Linked DNA regions of Homo sapiens: region 1 is linked to region 2. Evidence: read pairs that join two places in POLR2A ChIA-PET (ENCODE). Cell type or tissue: CD4-positive, alpha-beta T cell. All regions are shown on one strand. Each heading gives the region's core, and the rest is flanking DNA. Links, peaks and the distances in the headings are about the cores only.

Evidence for each region. Peaks named below come from ENCODE experiments on the same cell type or tissue, not always from the same donor. Only the 100,000 strongest peaks of a DNase experiment are listed, where the experiment ranks them.
Region 1: POLR2A ChIA-PET joins it to region 2 with 14 read pairs; 22 of 35 experiments call an interaction of 5 or more read pairs at or near these places.

What each region holds. Positions count from the first base shown.
Region 1 is chr5:96,811,053-96,823,191 of GRCh38, forward strand. LOC124901033 (a long non-coding RNA gene) reads left to right here. Exons shown (of 3, transcript XR_007058879.1): 2 at 776-962; 3 at 3,025-5,806. It also overlaps a transcript of ERAP1 not described here. Among named protein-coding and RNA genes, the nearest start is that of ERAP1, 9.2 kb to the left of the region's middle. RefSeq lists an enhancer at 5,863-6,002. In CD4-positive, alpha-beta T cell, for the core only: no CTCF peak of the experiment used is centred there; DNase peaks (open chromatin) are centred at 5,539 and 6,089; H3K4me3 peaks cover 1,494 bases; H3K27ac peaks cover 1,536 bases.
Region 2 is chr5:96,870,213-96,882,351 of GRCh38, forward strand. It overlaps ERAP2 (endoplasmic reticulum aminopeptidase 2), which reads left to right and starts at 6,288. Exons shown (of 19, transcript NM_022350.5): 1 at 6,288-6,315; 2 at 9,352-10,048. The coding sequence starts at 9,474. It also overlaps a transcript of ERAP1 not described here. RefSeq lists enhancers at 5,927-6,056, 6,077-6,226, 6,397-6,606, 6,977-7,186. In CD4-positive, alpha-beta T cell, for the core only: no CTCF peak of the experiment used is centred there; DNase peaks (open chromatin) are centred at 5,789 and 6,239; H3K4me3 peaks cover 2,617 bases; H3K27ac peaks cover 2,487 bases.

The DNA of each region.
Region 1 (12,139 bases), core at 1,999-9,998, 58 kb before region 2:
GACTCTTCCATAGGCTCCCAGGGCCTTAGAACTTAATTTTTTTAAATGCCAATTTAAAAAAAAATAATAATGCCCCTCATTCTTGATATTCTTGATAAAGAGGATGACTTTTTTCCCCCTCTGTGCCAAGTTGCAGAGCAGGCTTGCTTAACAAAAGCAATACCATCTTATTAATAATCAGAAACAGGGAAGACGGTACAGATGCCATGTTAAAGACTGTTCCAAAACAGGCCACTGAGCTCATATCAAATAATAAAGTCCTCTGAAATGTGGCAGCTTGAAAGCATTTACATATAGTCTATCTCATGGGATCCTCACATTGTACTTATGCAGGTGGCTAGTAGCTCCATTTTTCTAGAATGAGGAAACAGGATTAGAGATGTGAAGTGACCTACCAGGGGCCACCACATGGAAAAAGCCTGCTTTAAAGTGAAGCCAGTTCAAAGGACAGCAGGGCTGACAGAGACAGAGAATACCTCCACTAAAGCCCTCAGCTCCAGCTGTCCTGAGCAAATCCTGTCCTTAGACCTTCCATTCAAGAGGACCAATGCTTTCCTTTTTGATTTAGCCAGTTGGAGTCAGTCTTCAGAGAGAGTCCTGTATTACCATACAACAGAGCACTATGGGAGCGAGCAATGTATGCCAGATTCTGTAGGAACAACTCAAGCAAGTTGAGTGACCACAGCTGCCCTTGAACTTCTAGAATTGTGGATCCTGAAGAACATTCTAGGTGCCACGAGGACTGATCACATGTTTCCCATTTTCCCTCCCTCAGGCATTTATTTCACAAGATACTGCTGTCTAAGGTAACCTGAGCATGTTTCCAGTTCTTGCAGCCTTACAGAACCCAGGGAATCCACCTGTCTCCAACCTTCCTCAGTAGGTGACAGGCCCATCTAACTGCTCTCTAGCCAGTCTTCTGTATTCCTGTTGCTTTTACCTTTGCTCGTGTCAACAAGGAGGTAAGTCACCATGACATATTTCTTAAATTTGTATTTCTTTCATCACTAATGAGACTGAATATATGCACTGAACATATGTTAATTAGCCGTTTTTGCTTTGTGTTTTCTCTTTTGAGAATTATATGTTTATGTTTCTTGTCCATTTATCTACTGGAGAATCACAATTCAGTTATATAAAAATTATCTATGACACACAAGAGAAAGCAATGAAATTTCTTTAAAATGCAAAGTGTCATAGTCAGTAAAGCTCTACTATTTCAAAGAAAACCCACAAATGTGTCTGGATAAATCATGTCAATTTCTTAAAAACCCAGATCTATACCCGTTATGGTGAGTTGTTTGAAATATCAGAATTTACTAGATATTGTCAATATGAACAGATTAAAGCAAACCTTTGTTTAGGAGGCTTTATTTTATTTATGGCTCCCTCTGCCACAGCTATTTCACAAAGAAAGAATGAATTATCCAGCCAGGAGTGAACATGATCTTTGCATATGCCTAAAGGAATGATAAAAATATTGGGATGAAAAATATGTAGATTTGTTTATTGTTATTTTTTGAGGGACCATGGTGTTATGCTACTAACTGTCTTGCCTTAGCTATAATGAATATCTGTTGCAATAACTAAACATGGGAAAAATAACTTTTCAAAACCTTAGTTTCTAGAAGGTTAATGGATTTTATTATATTGAAATTAAATGAGCTATGATACAAAGGAGAAAAGGAAAGAAACGAATAACTTTCTCAATGAAGTTCTGTAAAGTATATACAATTGGGGCCTGAAAAGAGAAACTCATTTATGCTCATCCATACATGGCAGTGTGAAATTGACAGAGTTTGGCTTAAGTGAAGTCTGTGGTTCTAGGAATGCTTGCAATTTATTGGAAAATTAGATTGTGATTATGGAAGAAATGACTCAAGTGGTCTTCAGGCCACCACAGCCTTTCTTTTTTTTCTTTCCCAACCCTTCCTAAGAGACAGTTCTCCTTATCTCATTTAAACTTATGGGTTTGAACTAAGTGGTGGGAAGTGGAAGAAAGAGACATTATCTTACCCCTATAAACCTACAACACTCCCTTGGCTACCCTGGTGCTTAGGAATGCTGACTTTATCTGTCCTTAAGAAGCTGTCTGGACCATAGGAGGAATGCTTGGTTTTATTTACAAAGCTGTCTAAAGGATGAACAAATGAAGTGTTTAGAGGCCCTTTGAGACAAAGAAATACTAGCTATCAAATTGAAGAGAAGGGCAACAGGTTAGGCATAAACATTTTAAAATGCAAGATAATCTCTAAGCCTTTGAAAAATTTTAAGAGTAGTCTAATAGGCAGGTTTAGGGAAATAATTAAAATGACCTCTAGGCCAGGCGCGGTGGCTCACGCCTGCAATCCCAGCACTTTGGGAGGCCAAGGCAGGAAGATCATGAGGGCAGGAGATCGAGACCGTCCTGGCCAACATGGTGAAACCCTAGCTCTACTAAAATACAAAAATTTAGCCTGGCGTGGTGGTACGTGCCTGTAGTCCCAGTTACTTGGGAGGCTGAGGCAGGGGAATCCCTTGAACCCAGGAGGCGGAGGTTGCAGTGAACCAAGATTGTGCCACTGCACTCCAGCCTGGCGACACAGCAAGACTCATCTCAAAAAAAAAAAAAAAAAAAAAAAAAAAGCCTGGACTGCCTGCATAAGGCATCTTCATACACGAGGAAGATAAACACCTTACCTTACTTGTTTAACAAACTGTAGTTAGCATTCTGTTATATCTAGCTAAAAGAAATTCTAAAAGATAGCCTTACAGATCAAGCCATAAAGAGCTAAATCATTTCAAATATGTGTTCTCGTGTTATAATGTTTTTTTAGTGAATCCAACTGTTATGGTATTTGTTTAGGAAGTTTTCCTTGTCACTTTTTACTATCTTGTCTAAGAAAATGGCCCATTTCCTTCCTTTGGAGGAAAAGTGTCTCTTATTGTTAATTTTATTAGTTATCTATTATTGTGTATCAATAATACGAACATATCAACTTAAAACAACACATTTATTAACTCACAGTTTCTGTGGGTTGGTAGTTTCTGTGGGCTGCAATCAAGATGATGACTGGAGCTGCAGTCTCACCTGAGGCCCAGCAGAAGGGAAGGATCTGCTTCCAAGCTCACATCATTGTTCCAGCATTCCGTTCCTCATTGACTATCGGATTGAGAACCTCAGTGTTTTGCTGACTGTTTTCTGGAGGCTGCTCTCAGATATGACTAGTTCCTTGCCATATCCTATGGGTTAGAAGCAAGTCACAGGTTTCTCTCACACTAAAAGAAAGGAAATTATGCAAGAGAATGAATACCAGGAGGCAAGGATCATGGGGGCAACTTAGATTACGTCTGCCACACTAATGTTACTGCACATTGAAGATATTTCTACTATTATAATCTTAGGATTGGCATAGTCTGTGTTTTTGAGGCAGGGAAGGAGACATATATCAAAAAAATAACTGGTGAGTGGATAATTGGGAAGAAATTACAGAAGTGACTAGATTCTAGAGACTAGAAAGATTTGGTTCTTCATTGAGCTGAAAATAGGAATATCTCCCAAATAAGAGATATTCATGAGAAATCAATGATAGCTTTTTTCCTGATGGAAAAATGAATTAGCTTATGCTCATCAGAAGTGATGCCAAATTCAGGAGAAAGAAGGCAGCTGACATCCTGACCAACAAAGAGACCAAGCCCCGATAACTGGATTTGAACATCGGTGAAGAAGATGATTAAAGGTAGAAAGAGCCTTTACAGTCTAGAGAAAATAGTATAGGCCCAATGGAAGCTCAAAGTTGAAGAGACTTTTAACAGAAAGACAAAGGAAAAGGTGTCCTTGGGACTAGGGGTCCGAGCAAGACCTGAATTATAAACTGAGCAGCCACAGAGAAGCACTACAGATGTAGCTGAGTTATCTAGGCCTAACACCAAATATTCTAGAAAGACCCAAAGTACTAACCAGCTCTGGCAGCAAGACCAGCCCATGTCTACCTCTGCAGAACTTTGAGAATCTTTGGCTGATTTTTATTACCTAACTCCCTGTCCATAAGAGAAGGGAAAGAGACCAAGACTGAGTGGTTGGATCAGCCAAAGATGTCAAAATTAAACTTCAGTTAAATTAGCAAGAATTCTGGGCTTTTCTGTTTCTGTAGCATTGTGTTAGATTTGTTTTTTCCCTTGGTTTTCCAGTCCTGGTGGTAGATTGCTAAACTTTTATAAAATCTGTGTGAGTTTAGCATTCTGACTGTTCCCATTCTAAAAGATGAAAATAGAAAACTCAAAGTTTATGTCACTAATTTGATCTTTGTAAATGCACTGCTAAATAAAACACCCAAACTATTAAGGTGTTGTTGTTGTTGTTGTTGTTTGTTTTGTTTTTTATTTTTTTTTTTTTTGAGATGGGATTTTGCTCTTGTTGCCCGGGCTGGAGTGCAATGGTGTGATCTCGGCTCACAGCAACCTCTGCCTCCCATGTTCAAGCGATTCTCCTGCCTCAGCCTCCTGAGTAGCTGGGATTACAGGCATGCGCCACCACATCCGGCTAATTTTTGTACTTTTAGTAGAGATGGGGTTTCTTCGTGTTGGTCAGGCTGGTCTTGAACTCCTGACCTCAAATTATCCACCCACCTCGGCCTCCCAAAGTGCTGGGATTACAGACACACTCAGCCATTAAGGTGTTTTTAATTCTTTTTTTTCTTTACTGTTTTTGTAAGCAGTAATTTATTAACAGATGCAATAAGTAAATTGAAGCAAAAAAATACATCACAATGCTTAAGAAACTTGCTTAACAGAAAAAAGATTCCTGAGCCACACTCTGAAAAATTCTGATACTGTAAATCTTGAGAGATAAATAGACACATATATGTATGTGTGGATAGACGGATGGATGGATAGATAAATGGAAAGATAGAGATCGAGATATAGCCTAAACTTCATGGCAAGTATAAGCTACTTTTGGGAATTTAGGGGAATAAAAAATTATTTTATCACTGTTGTACTAGGAACAAAGCAGATTTTCCACACGTTAGCCAGAAAATGTAGGAGAATCAGTGAACCTCAAAGGGCCAGCACTAAAAACTGGGCAGCATCAGTATCAGTTTTGGATCCTAGAAAAACTATTGGAGATGATGCAAACAGAAGAGGGAAGAAAGGTAGACAGAGTCTGGACTCAGCTGCAGTTTGTTGATGACTATCTGAATCGTTCCCTTGCATTCTTTCTTAACGAATTATACATGTGAAAATTGCACACTTGAAAATTAAAATATGGGTATGTACTGGAGGGAAAGCACTGAGAGAGGAGTTAGGGGCTGGATAGGCAGATAGAGATGGAGGGTCTAGGGAGAAGGGACAGAAAGGAACAATGTTCACAGGAACAACTGCAGGACAGCACCTACCCCGCCTCTGCAGCTAACAGGAAGAAATGTGGTTAAGAACTTGCCCTTATGCCAGGATGTTGCTCAGCAGGGACGGTCTCAACTTAGGCACAGGTGCAACAAATCAACCTAAATGTCCTTAATTTGACCCAGCTCACTATAATGCCATTAACATAACATTAGCGTTGTGGTTTTAGGCACCTCCCACCATGGGTTTCACTTAGGCATTCAACCAGTTGGAGTCACTTTGGTCAACCTTAGGCATGCGTAGATATAGTACCCCAGGAGGGAATTTTATCCCTCCCATGTGGGCAAAACCCACAGAAGACTTCCTGGCTTCTGCCACATAAAAGACACAGAACACAGACACCTTACTGGCAACCTGCTTTCAGGACCCCTCTCTTCGCTGAGAGCTTTCCTTTTGCTTAATAAATTTTACTCTGCCCTACTCACCCTCCATGTCTGTGTGCCTATTTTGTAGTTGTGAGATAAGACCCCGGACCTCACCAAACTCCAGGGGCAAAAGCAGACTGCTACAGCACCAGAGTGGCCATTCTGCTCGTGAGTTTTGGACTATACATTCTCAGTTGGCAAAACAGAGGAACTGTATAGTAAGGAATTAATAAGTGTTCATTGTTTAGAGAGTACAAACTCTAAGCAGAAAGGAGGATTACATCAACTAGGACACTTTTGAAAGAGAAAGTAAATGGTAACCTAAAGACTTGGGGTTGGAGGGACGGGCAACCAGCATAAATCAAGTCTCCCCATGGGCAAAGCCAGGGAACACAGAAAGCCATTCCTGCTAGGCAGTCCCAGGGCACAGAGCAGGATAGAGAAGGGTGAGGAGTGGACCTATAGGGGCCAATGGAAGACCTCCAGCCTCAGCTTGTTGAACCACAGCAGGTGTTTCCTATGGGTCTAACTAACCAAGCATCAGTTAGCAACTGTGATCATCTAATTCACCTGCTCATCAAAGCAATAAATAATGCCAACCTCATTTCATGTTTTGTATCCATGCAATTATAAATAAGAAAAAGAAAAATAACACAATCAAAAAGATCAATGACATTTTAAAAACTAATTTCTATGTTGTGTCAGGGTTCAATGGCAGAGCACAGAATCACTAAGCTATTTAATCAGAAAAGGATTTATTGCAGGCTATTACATGACTTACATAATCATTGGGAAGGCTTAAAAAATACACTAGACTGAGCTTCCAGAAACAAATCGCAAAACCACAATGTAGAACTTGGCCACCAGTGAAACTGCTTCTCTTGCCATGATCCAGGAGCCATCTGCTAAATTGGGCAGCCTCTGCCACAATTGCTGGCTCCAGAACCATACCATGTGTGCCACAATCTTTCCCCACAAAATGAATAGCTCAAGAGCTGCCTGTCTCCCTACCGAACTCAATTCCAAATTCAAGTCTCCCACCAGTGCTACTGTTTGGCAGAGCCTAAAGCACATCTAGAATCTAGGAGCAAGGAGTCTGGAAAATAAAGTGTTTGCTTTCCCGACTCTGCAGTGGTGTGAGAAATTCTGAAAAGCGTTTGGAAGAGATGCTGAGTGAGCCAGTCCCAATATCTGCAATAAATATTAAACTGTACTGAGGTTGAACAAATAAAAAAGAAATAAAGCAATCATGAGGAAGCCTCAAGTAATATTGATTGTAATTAAGAACAAAAAATAATAATTGAGGTACCAATCGTAGATTTAGATTATGAAAGACACGGGGCACTTGGGAGTGAGATGAATATTTAACATTGTGACAGAAGCATATTGCCAAAAATCAAGTTATCATTTGGTATATTTGGAATGTCTCCAGGGGCTTTAAAACCCTTTTGCCTGCTCAACACACCTCCCTTTCCTCCTGTAAATGAATAATCACACTGCTCAGGCTCAGTCTGAGATGAACACAACACCTCCACTCTCTGGCCACCGCGATGAGGCCAAGGGCAAAGCCAGTCCAAGCAGACTCCCAGCCCAGGATTGTTCTGGCTGAAGCTAACAGGGAAGCCTCTTTTTTTTTTTTTTTCCTTTATGTTCCCAGCACTATATAAATATGGCCCTAGAGTTAATGGCTAAGTTCCCGCTATGGGTGATGGCTGAGAGAATAACCCCAAAGAAGAAAGAAAAGGAGGCTAAGCTTGAGAGGCTTTTTTTGTTGTGCAGGTTTTCTGAGTTCATCCTTAATTAAGGCCTGGGACTACCTCTTTCCTCCAGCTTTCTTCAACGCCCGAGGCATTCAGAATCCATGCCATAAATCCTCCCTCTTGGATAAAGATAGTTTTATTGCGGTGAGAATCAGTAGCGTTTAATTTTAAGAGTTGTAATAAACAAACCACAGTCTCAATCTTATAACCTGCTATTCCACTATTCACTTAAAGGAAGGTAGTGTCTTTTGTGTTCCATGAGAAAAGTGACATTTCTTTGCTTTCCCATACATTGAGGTCAACCTAAATTCCAATGAAGCCAAACCTGAACTGCATTTATTTATTTATTTATTTATTTATTTATTTATTTATTTATTTATTTTTGAGACGGCGTCTCGCTCTGTCACCAAGGCTGGAGTGCAATGGCATGATCTCAGCTCACTGCAACCTCCGCCTTCCAGGTTCAAGCGATTCTCCTGCCTCAGCCTCCCGAGTAGCTGGGACTACAGGCACCCACCACCACGCCCGGTTAATTTTTATATTTTTAATAGAGACGGGGTTTCAACACGTTGGCCAGGATGGTCTCAATCTCTTGACCTCGTGATCTGCCCGCCTCGGCCTCCCAATGTGCTGGGATTCCAGGCGTGAGCCACCACACCCGGCTTGAACTGCATTTTCTAACCAACTGACTTTATTTCAGTGATTTTGTAACATCACTCAATTTCAGGTAAGTACTCTCTAAGAACAGCTTCATTTGTCAGAAGCCTCATGGACAGCTGCTACCACCATATCATCATGTTTTCATCCTACAGACAATCATCAGCGGTGTAGACTGGTGAGTTCCAGCTATTTCACTAACAATGGGGAAGAACCAAAGAAAAATTGCTGTGAGAGGAGGAAGGCAGGAGAGCCTGTGGCTCCAGAGGGGTGTGTGTGTTTGTGTATGTGTGTTTGTGTGTGTGTGAGAGAGAGAGAGAAAATAAAATGTTTTCTACCAACAAAACTCAGGTGTGTTTCCTTTACTTGCCTTGAAGCTTCTTCAAAACTTGTTATACCGTAAGTTTGAAAAACCAAACACTTTTCCTAGGATTGTTTTTTTACGTACTAAGGACCAGATCAGATCAGCAATTAGAAGTATGACATACAAAATAATCACCCTCAAGGAAGGTTTAAATTAGGGATGAATTTCCAGTATTGACATGGATCTTTCCAAGCACCCTGCATATTCAGCACAGTATTCTAGTATTTTGTGAGTGAAGTCATTATTTCTTAGGACATCATCAAAAGATTGAGCGTGTAATAGACTTCAAGCACCTATGGATTTAATATTTACAATTTTGACTATTTGGGTGTGACCTGAAGGTCTAGCACTTGGGTAGTTTATAATTTTGCCGAGACGTAGGTTAGAGTTACATGAACAGATGCAAGAGAAGGAGTCACTTCACCCATATGTGGGCCAATGACTCAGAATCCACATCCCAACCCAATTCTGTTGTTCTCCATTTGCCATCACAGGCATATTCACTTTCTCAAGTGATAAAATCTCAACGGAAACAGCAAAAAAAGCTTTAAAATTTCATGAACATTCTTGAAAGGATCTCTCAAAGTTCTAAAAATCATTTTACTGCATTTTATGGGAGAAAATATATACTCAAGTATATATTTAATCTGGCAACTAACTAATCAGCATTTGCTTATTTGCCATTTAGCAAACAACATAGCTTAAAAAAAGACAAATGAAAGAAAATCTCATTTTCAGAATTAGTAGCAAGAATATGCAGGGTGCTTGGAACGTCAATACTGGAAATTCATCCCTAATTTAAACCTTCCTTGAGGGTGATTATTTTGTATGTCATACTTCTAATTGCTGATCTGATCTGGTCCTTAATATGTGAAAAAACAATATACTTCAGATTTGAATGTTGATAAACAGTCTTGTAAAAGTTTGCTGAAATCTAAACGTTACTAGTTTTCCTTAAACTGTTGAGGATCATATAACATCTACAACCATGTAATTTTTCAGTGAGTCCTATAAAATTGCTACTAATTCTGAAAATGAGATTTTCTTTCATTTGTCTTTTTTTAAGCTATGTTGTTTGCTAAATGGCAAATAAGCAAATGCTGATTAGTTAGTTGCCAGATTAAATATTTTTTTCTCAATCATGTTGGGTTTTGTGCCATGTTTGATATTGTCTGTAACCTCTTCTTTCTTGCATTTTCTCAGCTCCCTCAGATTCAGAGATACCACTCTCATAGTAATAACTTCTAATTTGTTTGTTTACTTACTTTGATTTCTCTTTTGAGCTCTAAATCTGTATAAACACTTACTCTGGAGACTTCTCTTGAATATTTGTATCAGGGTTCTCCAGAGAAATAAAACTTACAGGAGAAAGAAGAAGAGGAAGAAGAGGAAGAGAGAGGAAGAGAGAAGAAGAGAGATTGATTCTAAGGATTTTGCTGATACAATTGTGGGGACTGACAAGTCCAAAATTTGCAGTGCAGGCTGGCAAGCTGGAGAAACCAAGGAAGAGTCAATGTTTTCATCTTGAGTTCAAAGGCAGTCTGGAGTCAGAACTCCCTCTTCCTCAGGGTACCTCAATCTTTTCTCTTAAGACCTTCAGCGGATTGGATGAGGCCCAGCTACATTATGGAGGATAATCAGATCTACACAAAGTCTCCTGATTTAAGTATTACTCATACTAAAAAATAGCAGCAGCATATAGACTAACATTTGACCAAACATGTGGGTGCCATAGCTTAGCCAAGATGACATATAAAATTAACCATCTCAATGTTCTATAAACACTTTTAAATTCAACAGACTCCAAAAGAAACTGCCACATTCCTCACATTCCTCACAAACTCAATCTCCTTTTGGGTTCCCTTTTTGGTTTCCTTCCTGTGGGCACACGTAGGGGAAGGGCAGGCCTGGGCATTCAGGCTGATGGGACCCAGGGGGAAGCACAGGATAAAGGCAAGAGCAGGGGCAGAGTATCCTTTATCTATGACCAGGTACTGTGGTCATGTCCTAGACCTAGAAGGAGCACCAACATCAAAGCAAGGAAACCTAAGAGCTCAGTGAAAGCTAATGAAATATGTAGTCAAAGAAAGAGACATCGAGATAGCAGGAAATCTGAGGCTGGTAAAAGCCTGACTGGGCCAGAGGGAACACAGCTCAATAGGAAGAGCTAGTTTATATTGAGCATTTCCTGTGTCCCAAGCAGGATATCCTCAATATAAACTAGCTTAAATTATAGGAAATCTTCATTTATGTCTGCTCTGTCAGGTGAATAATTTGTGAGATACACAGCTAGAAAGCTATAGAGACTTGTTGGTGGAAAGGCTGGGGTTAATTCCAGAAACAAATTCTGCCTTTCAAATCTTTGCTGGTGTGGGTATACTCATGTGTCGTATTTATTTAAAAGCAATCATGGAGGAATAAACTATCCCAAGTGTGATTATTGTCTTGCTTTCTACCTGAGCACCCAAGCTAGATGTCATTAACACATCAGCGTTATCTCCCGCCATTCCTCTCTTCACTGCTCTATTTCAGCAGGTCCTATTGATTTTGCTGCCAAAGGGTATCTTGAGCCTTTCCCTTCCTTTTCATTTATCTTGCTTCTAATCAGGCTTCAAATAATTTCACCTATGCTATTACAGCACCTCCTAACTAATATTTTAAATTTGTAACCTCTTTCTCTTCTTGAATTTGTTTTTTGTATTGTCGTCTGTCTAAACTACCTTCCCAGGCTAGCAGGAAGCCCAGAAATCTAAATCAGGAAGCCAGAGTTTGGCAAGAGATTTAAGAAGAAGGGCAACTTCTGCCATGGGGAAGAATTTTCAAAGCAGAATCAAAAACATTGCTCAGGAACAAAGGTGGTCCCAGAAACCTAGAAAAAAATCCAGATAAAGTATAATTCCAAATGTTATCAAACGGAGATGCAAGAATTGTGTCTTAGGTAGTGTGATGGTTAATTTTATGTGTCAACTTGACTGGACTAAGGGATGCCGAGGTAGCCTGTAAAATATTTCTTGGCCAGGCATGGTGGCTCATGCCTGTAATTTCAGCACTTTGGGAGGCTGAGGCAGGAGGATCACTTGAGGCTAGGAGTTTGAGATCAGCCTTGGTAACATAGCAAGACCCCCATTTGTATTAGTTCCTTTTCACATTGCTGATAAAGACATACCCGAGACTGGGCAATTTACTGGGCAGGCATTACTTTTCCATGTGACAAACTGCCACAAATTCAATAGCTTAACACATGTTTATTATCTCACAGTTTCTGAGGGCCTTGAGTCCAGGCACAGTTTATATGGGTCGTCTCCTTAGGGTCACATGAGGCTGAATCAAGGTGTCATCCAGGGATACAGTCTCACCTGAGGCATGACTGGAGAGGGATCCACTTTCAGTCTCACTCAGGTTGTTGGCAGAATTCAGTTACACAAGGTTGTAGGACAGAGCACTTCAGTTTCTTGCTGGCTGTTGACTGGAGGCCGCCCTCATCTCCTAGAGGCCACCTGCAGTTCTTTACCATGTGGGATCCCCCAGCGTGGCTGCCTGCTTCCTCAAGGAAGCAAGGGAGACAGAGACTCCATTAGGGTGAGCCTTACAATCTTATGAAATACAGTCAT
Region 2 (12,139 bases), core at 1,285-9,284:
AGACCTCAGTGTTCTCCTGTTGAACACAAACAATTTCATGGAATATGAACATCAGACACAACCACTCTTGTGACTCTGATGGATCAAGACAAACACAAGCCAACTCCATAATCATGTCTGAACACAGGCAAACATGAACGTTGTCCAAACCACAAAAATGACCAAACATCTTCAGGTCCTGGCTAATATGAATGACTGCTGTTTCTTCACCAATTTCAGCCTTAGCCTTTGTCTAATCTCTTAATAAGATACGAAATCATAGAATCACCCCCACTTTCTTAGAACATTTAAACCAAAACGAAGCCCTGCCCCATGAAACTCTCATGCAAATCACCTATAACATCCCATAATGACCCCTTTCTGACACTCTCTTTCTGAGATGCCCCAGGGCTCCCCAGGGTGTTTTCCCTTGATGTAGTGAGTTAATAAACCCAGTTGGTTCAAAAATCACCACCAAGCTTTTTGCCTAGTTGGGTGGTGGATTTTTCTTTTATTACTATGCTATTGAGTTTTGTGCTGGAACACAGATAAGTTACTTGAGAAGTTTCATCCTTTTGGATCCTGCTTTTAAGATTTGTTAGGCAGGACCAGAGCAGAGACTTATCTGCTCCCCACTACTGAGGTAAGACACTTTAGCACACTCTACCCATTGGCCCATTCATCTTGAGGTTCTCCAGTTTGATGGGTAGGCACAAGCACTACTTCTGTCTCTGTGCAAGCACCAGGCTTTGTTCCCACTAATCCTTTTCAGTGGTTCAGTTTCTGGCAACGTTTATTTTCTGCTCATGTGCATATTGATCATTGATCAGCAGAATACTCCAGGAAAATCCTCAGCAGGTTTCCAAAGCCTGCCCTCCCACACACCGTTCGTCTCTTTCTGCAGCTCTCTCCTCTTTGGTATTCATCCTATGAACTCTGGTTTCCTTGCTCTCCCAGAATCTCATCTGCATCTCCTCAACTCAAAGAATCTGCTGGGCTCTGCCTTAGTTCTGTCTCCCTGCAAAGCAGCCTGGAACCTCTCTCAAGGCAGAAAGCTGGGAAAATCACAGAGCTTGCCTATTTGTTTCCTTCTCTCCAGGGATTGCTGTCTTGGGTTGCCTGATATTCATTGTCTTGTAAACTGTCTTTTGTTCATCTTTTTTTGGTTGTTTTAAGCAGGAGAATAAATCAGAGTCCCTACTCTATCTTGGCCAGAAGCAAAAGTTTTTTTAGATCTTTTAGTTAAATTTTTAAGTAGGGGAGAAGCCAAAACATTACTGATTTGGTTTAATCAGTTGGTTTTAATCGGTTGGTTGAAAGCATGCAAATTTACTTTCAAAATATTTAACAAGCTCAGAATCACCCTGGTTTATTTTGCCATCATTTTTCCTGTTTGAGAATGTGTCATCAGTTATTTAAATAATCTGTAATTGGAAAGAAAATAACAGAGGCACCAGCATTTTTCATTTGGCTACTAAATAAAAATTTTTAATGCTGTAAAATAGCAGTTGTTCAATGTCAAGTTTGTCTAATATTCTGTTCCACTTTAACAACATCAGATTTTTATGGCGGCATTTTTCTGTTTTTGTTTTCAGTAAGTGCTTTGTGGAAGGCATTGCAAAAGATAACCATTTTTGAAAAACCATCTTCCTGTCAGTTACTGATTTAAAATTCTGAGAATACATGTTTTCATTTTCTGTTACAACTGAATGAGTTTAAAAGAAGCTATAGATTGCATTTACTAGGTGAATTTCCCCTCCCTACCCCCATTTCTCATATTTTGCATAAGGCTCTGAGTCTTTATACTAACATAAACTTTCACTGATTTTCTTTAAATTAAAAATTTTAAGCCCATAATATAGACTCTGTCTCTATTTTGTCTGAAAAAGAACATAGGCATAACAATAATTCTTAGAAGTATTTTTAATAGATTTATAGAGATCCTTTTGAAAAATAAAATGGAAGTCAGAGAAAAGGAAGCTACTTTTTAAACTATAAGTTGGCTTCAGAGTTACAAGCATCTAGCACTGTCAGGGAGCCATTCGTCATTTTATTCATTCTGTATCTCCCCACTGCAGAGGTTGCAGTGAGCCGAGATCACATCACTGTACTGCAGCCTGGGTGACCGAATGAGACCCTGTCTCAAAAAAAAAAAAAAAAAGGAAGAAAGGCCAAGGCAGGTGGATCACTTGAGCTCAGGAGTTCGAAATCAACCTGGGAAACATGGTGAAAACCCATATCTACAAAAAATTAAAAAATTAGCCAAGTGTGGTAGTGCACACCTGTAGCCCCAGCTACTTGGATGGCTGAAACAAGAGAATCGCTTGAGCCCAGGAGGTTGAGGCTCCAATAAGCTGTAATTGTGCCACTGCATTACAGCCTGGGCAACAGAGCAAGACTCTGTCCCAAAAAACAAAAAATAAGAATAAAAGTAACTGATGCAGGTAAAGAAATTTAAAGTTTACAAAACATTTATGAATTGTCTTTCATATATTTTCCCTAATTGATTCTCGGATTGACAATAATCCTCTGTAGCAAAGTATCATTGTGTCTAATTTGGAGATGAGGAAGTGAATTATTTTAAGAAGATGTTTCAATTCTCTTGATCCTAGGTTCAGTTTATAATTTTTTAAAAAATGAAGTCATTAAGATTTAAATCTGTTGAGAACACCCTAAGAGGATAGAAACATATGTAATATATTTAATAGAAATTCTCGGCTGGGTGCGGTGGCTCATGCCTGTAATCCCAGCACTTTGGGAGGCCAAGGTGGGTGGATCACCTGAGGTTAGGAGTTTGAGACAGGCTGACCAACATGGTGAAACCCCGTCTCTACTAAAAATACAAAAATTAGCCAGGCATGGTGGTGGGCGCCTGTAATCCTAGCTACCTGGGAGGCTGAGGCACAAGAATCACTTGAACCCAGGAGGCGGAGGTTGCAGTGAGCAGAGATTGTGCCACCGCACTCCAGCCTGGGTGACAGAGTGAGACTTTGTCAAAAAAAAAAAATCATGAAAATTCGTGAAATCTTTAAAATATTTTGACAATAAAGTCTCATCTCTTTGGAAAATTCACTGTTAACTCATTCATTCTCACCTGTTTGTTGAGGGCCTATGATGTGCGCAACACTGATAGGTGCTAGAAAGAGGTGGAATCCTGGTGCGTGGTCCATTGCCTGAAGTTGATAATCTGAGGAAGAAAACGAAACACAAACTTGTTAGCCTCAGATGAGTGCCAGTAGACCTACTAAACAAATGCCTGTAGTTTGGGACTGGAAAGGAAGCATGTGTTACTTCCAAAGTGGCTTCTTGGGGCTGGCATTTACCTTGTGGTAGGTGGTTTACACAGGGGACACTCTGAGTGTTCCATAGACACTCTAGGTCAATGGAGAGGAAGGTGCAGAAAAGCTGAGGAAACACTTGGCTCATCCAGAAGTGGAAAGCACCCTGATGTGCTTGAAGCATGAAGCAAGTGTTGGGCAATCTAAGGAAAAACAAAAAACAAAAACAAAAACTAAAACACTGAAAATGCATTCACCCACTCAACTAACATTTGTTGAGGGTCTCTTATATGGCAGGCTCTGCTCTATACTGGGCACTCAGCAGTTAGAGGGCAGAGTTGCTACTGCAAAAAGCTTATGTTCTAGTGAGGAGACAAGAAAACAAACAAACAACTACATAATGAAGTATAAGGAACTGACCAAAGCTAAGAAGAAACAAAAAGCAGGCTGACAGGATAGGCCTTGGTGATGGTGGATTTAGGGAGGAGTGGTACTGCCTTAGAGCCAACAAGGAGGGTCTCTCTGAGTAAGAGACAATTCAGAGACCAGGATGAAATGGAAAACTGAGACATGAATTCCCTAAGCAATAAACTTCCCAAAGCTTATCCCAAAGAAAAGAGAAGAGAAAAGAAAAAAAAAAGAAGGAAGGAAAGAAAGAAAGAGAGAGAGAAAGAAAGAAAGAAAGAAAGAAAGAAAGAAAGAAAGAAAGAAAGAGAGAGAGAAAGAAGAAAGAAAAGAAAAGTTAGGAGCCCATTTTGCTGAGAAACTCTTTTAAATAAGCTACAAGTACTTGAATCTGGCTCAATTTTCACTTCTAGGATTCTGCAGCTCAATTCCATAGCCTGTTTCTTCATTCTCCATCACCACTTCTGTTCCAGTGGGCAGGAGAGAGCTCTGAAAACACACATGCACTCGCCCACATACCCACAGCTAGGCTGGATCTTGTGACAAGGAATATCACAGAAATACTCCCAGCCTCCTATACCTCTTCTACCTGCCCCCACGCCCTGCAGAGTTAGAGTCCGTAGATAAGCCCTTGGGGCCTCCTCTTCTTTGTCGTCTTTGTCCCCTTCTTTTTCCCACTCACTGGCTTCCAGCCATCCCCCTTCCTGTGGTGCCCCTCTCACTACATGAAATGCAGCTCTGAGGGACCCCATTCAGTCTTATGTTTCGGGCCTTAGGTGTAGGCTACTGCCTTCCTTTCTGCCCCTTCTACTTTATCGACTTGTTCTTTCAGGTTGAAATAATAAAATGTAGAAAGGTGGAAAAATTAAAGCTTGAGACTTAACTAGGATCTAATCATGGCAACATGTGCTATTGGGCCAAACATAGGTTGCAAACACAAACCACAGCAGGACAAGGCACATGATACAAGTCTATGAAGAGTGTCTGCAACATGATAAGAGCTAAGCTTGTTATATTTCACTTGACAATAGAAATTGTATGGATGTATTGCCATTTAATAGACTGTGATTCAAACAAAACAACTATAGGCTGGCATATAGGCTGCCAGTAGGCCACTATGGTTCCCACACTAGGACTTGCCCCTCTGTAAATGGGGAAATCAAGGAAAGATCTTGAGCAGTGGGGGAGGCATGGTCGAGCAGTAGTTGAAAGGATTAATCTGGTGGCATCGTACAAGTAACTGCAAGAAGCTGAGCTTGAGAAGCTGGGAAGACATGATTGAAGGCCATTGTGAGGAAGGATGAGGACCTGGACTACTTTAATAAGCGGTGGGATTTTTTCTTAGTTGGATAGAAAGAGATTGAAAATGATTCAAAAAGGCCAGTTGCGGTGTCTCATGCCTGTAATCCCAATCCTTTGGGAGGCTGAGGCAGAAGGATCACTTGAGCCTAGGAGTTTGAGACCAGCCTGAGCAACATGGGAAGACCTCATCTATAAAAAAAAAATAATAAATTAGCTGGGTGTAGTGGTGGATGCCTGTAGCCCCAGCTACTTGGGAGGCTGAGGTGGGAGGATCATTTGAGCTCAGGAAGTCAAGGCTGCAGTGAGCTGGGATGGCACCACTGCACTCCAACCTGGGTGACAGAGTGAGACCCTATCTCAAAAAAAAAAAAAAGAAAAGAAAAGGAAAAATCAACAGGCTTTGGTAACAAATTGGAGAGGGACAGAATCAAAGTAACTAACTATATGGTTCAATCCTAGATAATGGAAGAAGGCTGGAAGCATATAAAGCAAAGGGTGTTTATCTGGGGAAAGAAAACACTATTTGAGTTGTCAGGGTTCTGGTTCAGGTTAGGGTTAGACATCCATGTACTGTTGGTCCATCAGGCTGTTGGAATTACAGCAGCAGAACCCTTGAAGGAGGGATCACAATGGGAGCAATGTGGGATGAATGGGGATAAATGCTAAATCTGGGTACTGGAAAGGATAAAGAGAGGGCAGAGCAAAGGCCAGAGGTTTCATCTTTGTGGAAGGTCTGTATTCAGAGCAGAGAGGAAGTTGAAGCCCAACTCAAACAGGCAGATAAAGAGAGATCAAAGAGATGAGCATGAGATACAGTCCCCTCGTGCCCAAGGAGACAGGGTGGTTACAGACATGGAAAATCTGAGAATAATCACCTCTGATAAAGATCACAGAAGCTGCCCGGGAGGTGTTTGGTAAGCTTGGAGTTACGTTTGTGGGGTGGATGGGCAGAAGTCAGATTTCATAGCACTGAGGATGCAGCACAAGGAGAAGTTCAAGATCAATTCCTAAGACAACAACTTGGCACTAAAAAACATAAACTATGTTCTGAAGGCTTTACCCTGGGGACAAGGGAAGGGAGGTGATAACAGCAGAAGTGGCAGCCACTGGCGATCCTTTCTTTCCATGGTTTGGCTTCTACTCCAAAGCCACTTATTTGTGCATTCTACAAAAAGTTTCTTGTCCTTTTTGAAATAAAGCTCTTATCCTAAGCTCCATTCACACCTGCGTGATAATGAACCAGCTAGTACTTACTGTACTCAGGAAGCATGCAAAGTTCTGAATCTTAGAACAGAAAGTGAAAGCAAAAGTAAATTCCCCTTCAGTCAAATCTGCAGCAGCATGATTTAAGGTAACGTATCAACATTTCTCTTGGGTTTGTCTTAAAATTAGATTTTTTCAATAAGAATAATGAACTGAAGGTATAGAACTGCTGTGTTGAGAAGGTTTTGTAATCTAAGGCAAGGTTCTGGGGGACTGGGGTGAATTGGGCGCGGCTGTATTAGAAAGTGTATGCAGTTGAGGCTGGGACTTGATCTAAGACGCTGCTGCACTGACTCTCTTTCAGAGATCTTTTTGTCTTTTCTAAGCGTTTGTGACAATTCTTGCCTCTTCAATCCCAGGATGTTTTGTTCACTGCATTGCTATTTAAGGTACAGTGCAGTATAATAGAAAGCCCACCAGACCAAAGGGCAAAGAGCTATGTTTTAGTCCTGATTCTGTTTCAGACTTCCTGTGTGGATTTTGAGAAGTCACCATCCTGTTCCTTCATCTGTTTATTTAATTTAATTTATGTATTTATTTATTTATTTATTTTGAGAGAGAGCCTCGCTCTGTCGCCCAGGCTGGAGTGCAGCAGCACGATCTCGGCTCACTGCAACTTCCACCTCCCTGGTTCAAGCGATTCTCGTGCCTCAGCCTCCCGAGTAGCTAGGACTACGGGCATGTGCCACCATGCCCGGCTAATTTTTGTATTTTTAGTAGAGGTAGGGTTTCACCATGTTGGTGAGGCTGGTCTCGAATTCCTGACCTCAGGTGATCTGCCCACCTTGGCCTCCCAAAATGCTGGCATTACAGACCTGAGTCACTGTGCCCGGTCCTGTTTCTTTATCTGAACACTAAGGACTTGTACTAGCTGGCCTTTACAACCCTTACTAGTTCTAAAGTTAAAGACTGTGTGAGTAAAGCTTTTCTCTCTACTCTTATCAATCAAGTACATCTCTAGGAGTGTCTGCTACAAGTGGGGGCGAGCTACTCCTTCATTTTGGCCATTGAATGCAAGTTATAACCTCAATAATAATTTCATATCCAACACTAATTACTTACTTCCTATATGCTCCATGCTGTGCTGTGCCAACTTCTTCACATGAATTATTTCATTTAATCATCCCAGCATGAGGAAGGTATAATTATTACACTGTTTTATGGTTGAGATAAATGAAGCTCAAAAAGTAAAAAACTTTGCCCATGATCACGTAGGTGAGGTTGGTGGAATTAGCGTTGGAATCTGGGCACTCTGATTCCAAAGCCTCAGACCCACATAATAAGCCACTCCATTTTTTTTAAACCCTCCAAAATTCAAGCTAATAGACCAATTATGAGTGTACTTATCAGACGTTCTTGGAACACTGAGATTTGTAGCAGTAATTTAATGCTTGTTTTTAAAAAGAGGGAGAAGTATCTTTAATATTATTTTATTTTTGTTCCTTTAACAATACCTGTCACCTGCATTAATATTGCAAATTGAAAAATTGAAGTAATTGTTTGGATAATTAATGCTGCAGAACTTGTTAAGGATTATAAAAAGAAGAAGTAGCAGAGAAAACCTTCATGGTTTGAGTTGGAGCAGTAAGGAAGTAAGTAGAGGCAGGTGGTAGGGTGGCAGTAAGAATTGATTCCCCCAAATTAACTATGCTGTTTGTCCTAATTTTATATGTGTTGTAGCTTTACCCTTCAAAAAGAAAGAAACTTAGTTCTATTTACAAAGGTAGTAAATTCAGTTTGATTTAATTGTGCTTTCAAAAGTAGTGTAAAGGGAAAAGAACCGAACCTTAAAAAAATTCTGTAAGAATATTATAAACTCAAAATTTATTTCCATGGCTTTTGACATATTGAAAATAAACTGGGGATAAATACCTACCTTGACCAGCAACCTTTACACCAGTAGCCATAAAATGAGGCCATTCAGATAATGTTATTGAAAGAGGTGAAGTTCAATGCCATTCGTAGTAATAATAATATCTGGTATCCAAAGAATATAGAATATATATATAGAATATTCTTTGTGACTTATGAAGACAAAATAGAGACATCTTGCACAGTTTACTTTCAGGCATACACTTAAAATTACATGTGTGCCTGTGGTTCCAGCTAATTGGGAGGCTGAGACATCAGGATTGCTTGACCCCAGGAATTTGAGGCCAGCCTGGGCAACATGGTGACACATTGTCTTTCAAAAAAAATAAAATATGGCCAGGCGCAGTGACCCACGCCTGTGATCTCAGCACTTTGGGAGGCTGAGGCAAGTGGATCACCTGAGGTCAGGAGTTCGAGACTAGCCAGGCCAACATGGTGAAACCCCGTCTCTACTAAAAATACAAAAATTAGCTGGGTGTGGTGGCACATACCTGTAATCCCAGCTACTCGGGAGGCTGAGGGAGAAGAATCACTTGAACCCCAGAGGCAGAGGTTGCAGTGAGCCAAGATAGTGCCACTGCATTCCAACCTGGACAACAGCGAGATTCCGTCTCAAAAACATAAATAAATGAATAAAAATAAAGTAGGCTGGTCACAGTGGCTCACGCTTGTAATCCCAACAGTTTGGGAGGATTGCTTGAGTTTAGGAGTTTGAGACCAGCCTGGGTAACAGGGAGACCCCCATCTCTACAAAAAAGGTAGCCGAGTGTGGCGGTGTGTGTCTGTAGTCCCAGCTACTCTGGAGGCTGAGGTGGGAGGATCACTTGAGCCCAGGAAGTTGAGGCTGCAGTGAGCTGTGATCATGATTGCACACTCTACTCCTGCCTGGGCAACAGAGCAAGACCCTGTCTAAAACATAAATAAATAAACAAAAATTTAAAATATAACCAAATGTTAAAAACATTCAACATGCAATGAATTTACACACCTGCCTTCTGCTCGCTGCACAAGAATTCAGAAGAAATTCATTACATTCAATTTTAAGGTAGGGTTTTTTGGGGGAGTCCTAAAGGGTTTTTATTTGTAATAACCAGATAACAGCTTAATTTCTGCTCTATTTTGTGGATACTTGGCCTAATTCTGACAGAGAGCAGATTTTCCCTTACTCACACATACCTTTTTACATGTTTAAGATTTTATTTGTAAATTGAAATCTTTTTTGTCATGCTATAAGTGTGTTTTTTTCTTCTAGATTAAATTCATGTATTGAAAATATTGTTCAGACCCCATGTGACATAACTGGAGCCAGTGCAGTGCCATGAAGAACTACGAGATTAGCCTGGATATTAACTTGTCTTCTAGAGAATAGATTTCATGTTCCATTCTTCTGCAATGGTTAATTCACACAGAAAACCAATGTTTAACATTCACAGAGGATTTTACTGCTTAACAGCCATCTTGCCCCAAATATGCATTTGTTCTCAGTTCTCAGTGCCATCTAGTTATCACTTCACTGAGGATCCTGGGGCTTTCCCAGTAGCCACTAATGGGGAACGATTTCCTTGGCAGGAGCTAAGGCTCCCCAGTGTGGTCATTCCTCTCCATTATGACCTCTTTGTCCACCCCAATCTCACCTCTCTGGACTTTGTTGCATCTGAGAAGATCGAAGTCTTGGTCAGCAATGCTACCCAGTTTATCATCTTGCACAGCAAAGATCTTGAAATCACGAATGCCACCCTTCAGTCAGAGGAAGATTCAAGATACATGAAACCAGGAAAAGAACTGAAAGTTTTGAGTTACCCTGCTCATGAACAAATTGCACTGCTGGTTCCAGAGAAACTTACGCCTCACCTGAAATACTATGTGGCTATGGACTTCCAAGCCAAGTTAGGTGATGGCTTTGAAGGGTTTTATAAAAGCACATACAGAACTCTTGGTGGTGAAACAAGGTAAGAACTTGCTCAGGTAATTTACATTCTTTTGTGATAATTTCCTTACGAGTTACATCTCTTTGCCAGGAGCAGACTTCAGCAGCCATTTATGAGAAATCCAGTGAACTATGGGGAACCCAGAAGAAGGAAAAGATCTACCATTCCTTAAGGAAACCACAGTAGAGATGTAAAGACAGGACTCAGAGGCATAAACAGCTAGAGGGTGAATAACTAGGAGGAGAGGCCAGTATATGACTGATATGATAGATATGCTTATGTGCTAGGGAAAGAGATGGTCAGTGCAGAGAGGGCTGAAATAGGGAATGCTTCTCAAAGGAAGTGAGTCTTCATCTGGGACCAGAAGGAAATGTAAGTGAGACTGGGATTGGGAGAGAGGAAGTGACAAAGTATACATTGCCTAGGTAACAGCCATGACTCATATCGAATAGTCAGAAACAAGGAACTAGTTTGGAAAATTGAGAAATATAGTCAATTTGATCAAGTCACATTCATTGAGCACATACTATGTGCCAGGCACTGCACTAGGCACTGAATGTATAATGGTGGGATCTGATGGAAGAGACAACCAGGACAAGAAAATCAATAAAATTGGCAAGGTAATTGGCCAGTGTTATGAATGAAATAAAACAAGGTGCAAGAAAGGTAGAAAATGAGGCTGGAGATTGAAACTAATTCAGTTGACTGGGCAGGGAAGTGTTTGTTGAGGAAGTGAATTTAAATTGAGAGCTGAGTTTTTTTTTAAAGAGACAGTTATGAGAACATCTCGGGGCAAGTGCTCTAAAGTGGGATTGGTTGAGGAAGGCCAGTGTAAGCTGAGGAGAGCGAACAAGAGGGAGAAAGGGATCAGATCATGTGGAGCCTTGGGGCGTCTTGTAAGGAGTTTTGACTTTAACTCAGATGAAATGGGAAATCACTGGAGGATTCTGCTCTGATTTATGCTTTATAAAGATCAAGTCTATGTTGAGGGTATGTTATAGAGAAGCAGAGTAATCAATTGGGAGGTCATTGCAGTAGTTCAGGTAAGAAGTGATGCTAATTTGGGCCAGGCTAGTGGCAGTGCTTATGGAGTGAAACAATTGAACTTGGCAGTTATTTTGGAGGGCAAAACAACAGAGATTGCTGACATATTGGTCATGTGAGGTGAGGGAAATAGAAGAATCAAGGATGCTTCATAGAGTGGACGGCTTGGTTTCCCAGGGCCAGGATCCATCTGGGAGGTAAGAGGAGTCTGGCTCAGTGCACTCTCACGTTATGTGAATTGTGTTCAATTGCCAGTTGGAGAAATCTAAATTCCATGGCTTAACCACACAGGGGCATATTTTTCTCATGCAACAAGAAGTCCAGAAGTAGGGCAGCTCAGATTGCTATAGTGCTGTTCAGAGTCATCCAGGACCCAGGCTCCTTCTGTCTTTCTGCTCAGCCATCCTATGGCTTTCTTCCTAATACTTGCAAGATGATTGCTGCACCTCTAGGCATCAAGTCCACATTCTAGGCAGGAAGAAGGGGGACACGGGGGAGAGATAAGGGCAAAAAGAAACATTCCACTTGAATCTAACACTCTTTACAAAGATTTCCCACCCAATGACTTCAGCTAGACCAGAATGAGTCATAGCCTCACCAAGTCACAAGGTAGCCTGTAAGAAGTAACTCTCTTATCTGGACTTGTTGCCTTCCTGAATAAAATCAGGATTCCACTGGAACCAAGGAAGGGAAATGGGTATCAGGAAGTGACTAGCTGTGTCTACTACATCCTGCTCTTCCCTTCCCCACTTGGGTGCTCACTGCACAGCCTGCAGCCATCCACCTAGGACAACTCTTCCCCAGGCTCCTCTCTTTCCACATTCCCTTGGTGACACTTCCCCTCATTGCAGCCACAATCCTCAGGGGCTTGTTTTCAGGCTCAGCACAGTATTGGATAGGAAAAGTGTCAACTTCTTCTCACTAAGGCACCACATAAACAATGATGGCTTTTTTCATTTTTTTCAAATGCCGAAGGCCCCATCCAAAGGACATATATCTTAGGGATACTATTCTGGGAGCTGTGGGAGATGAGAGGGGGAGATATTTGGAGTAAAGCTGTAGGACTTT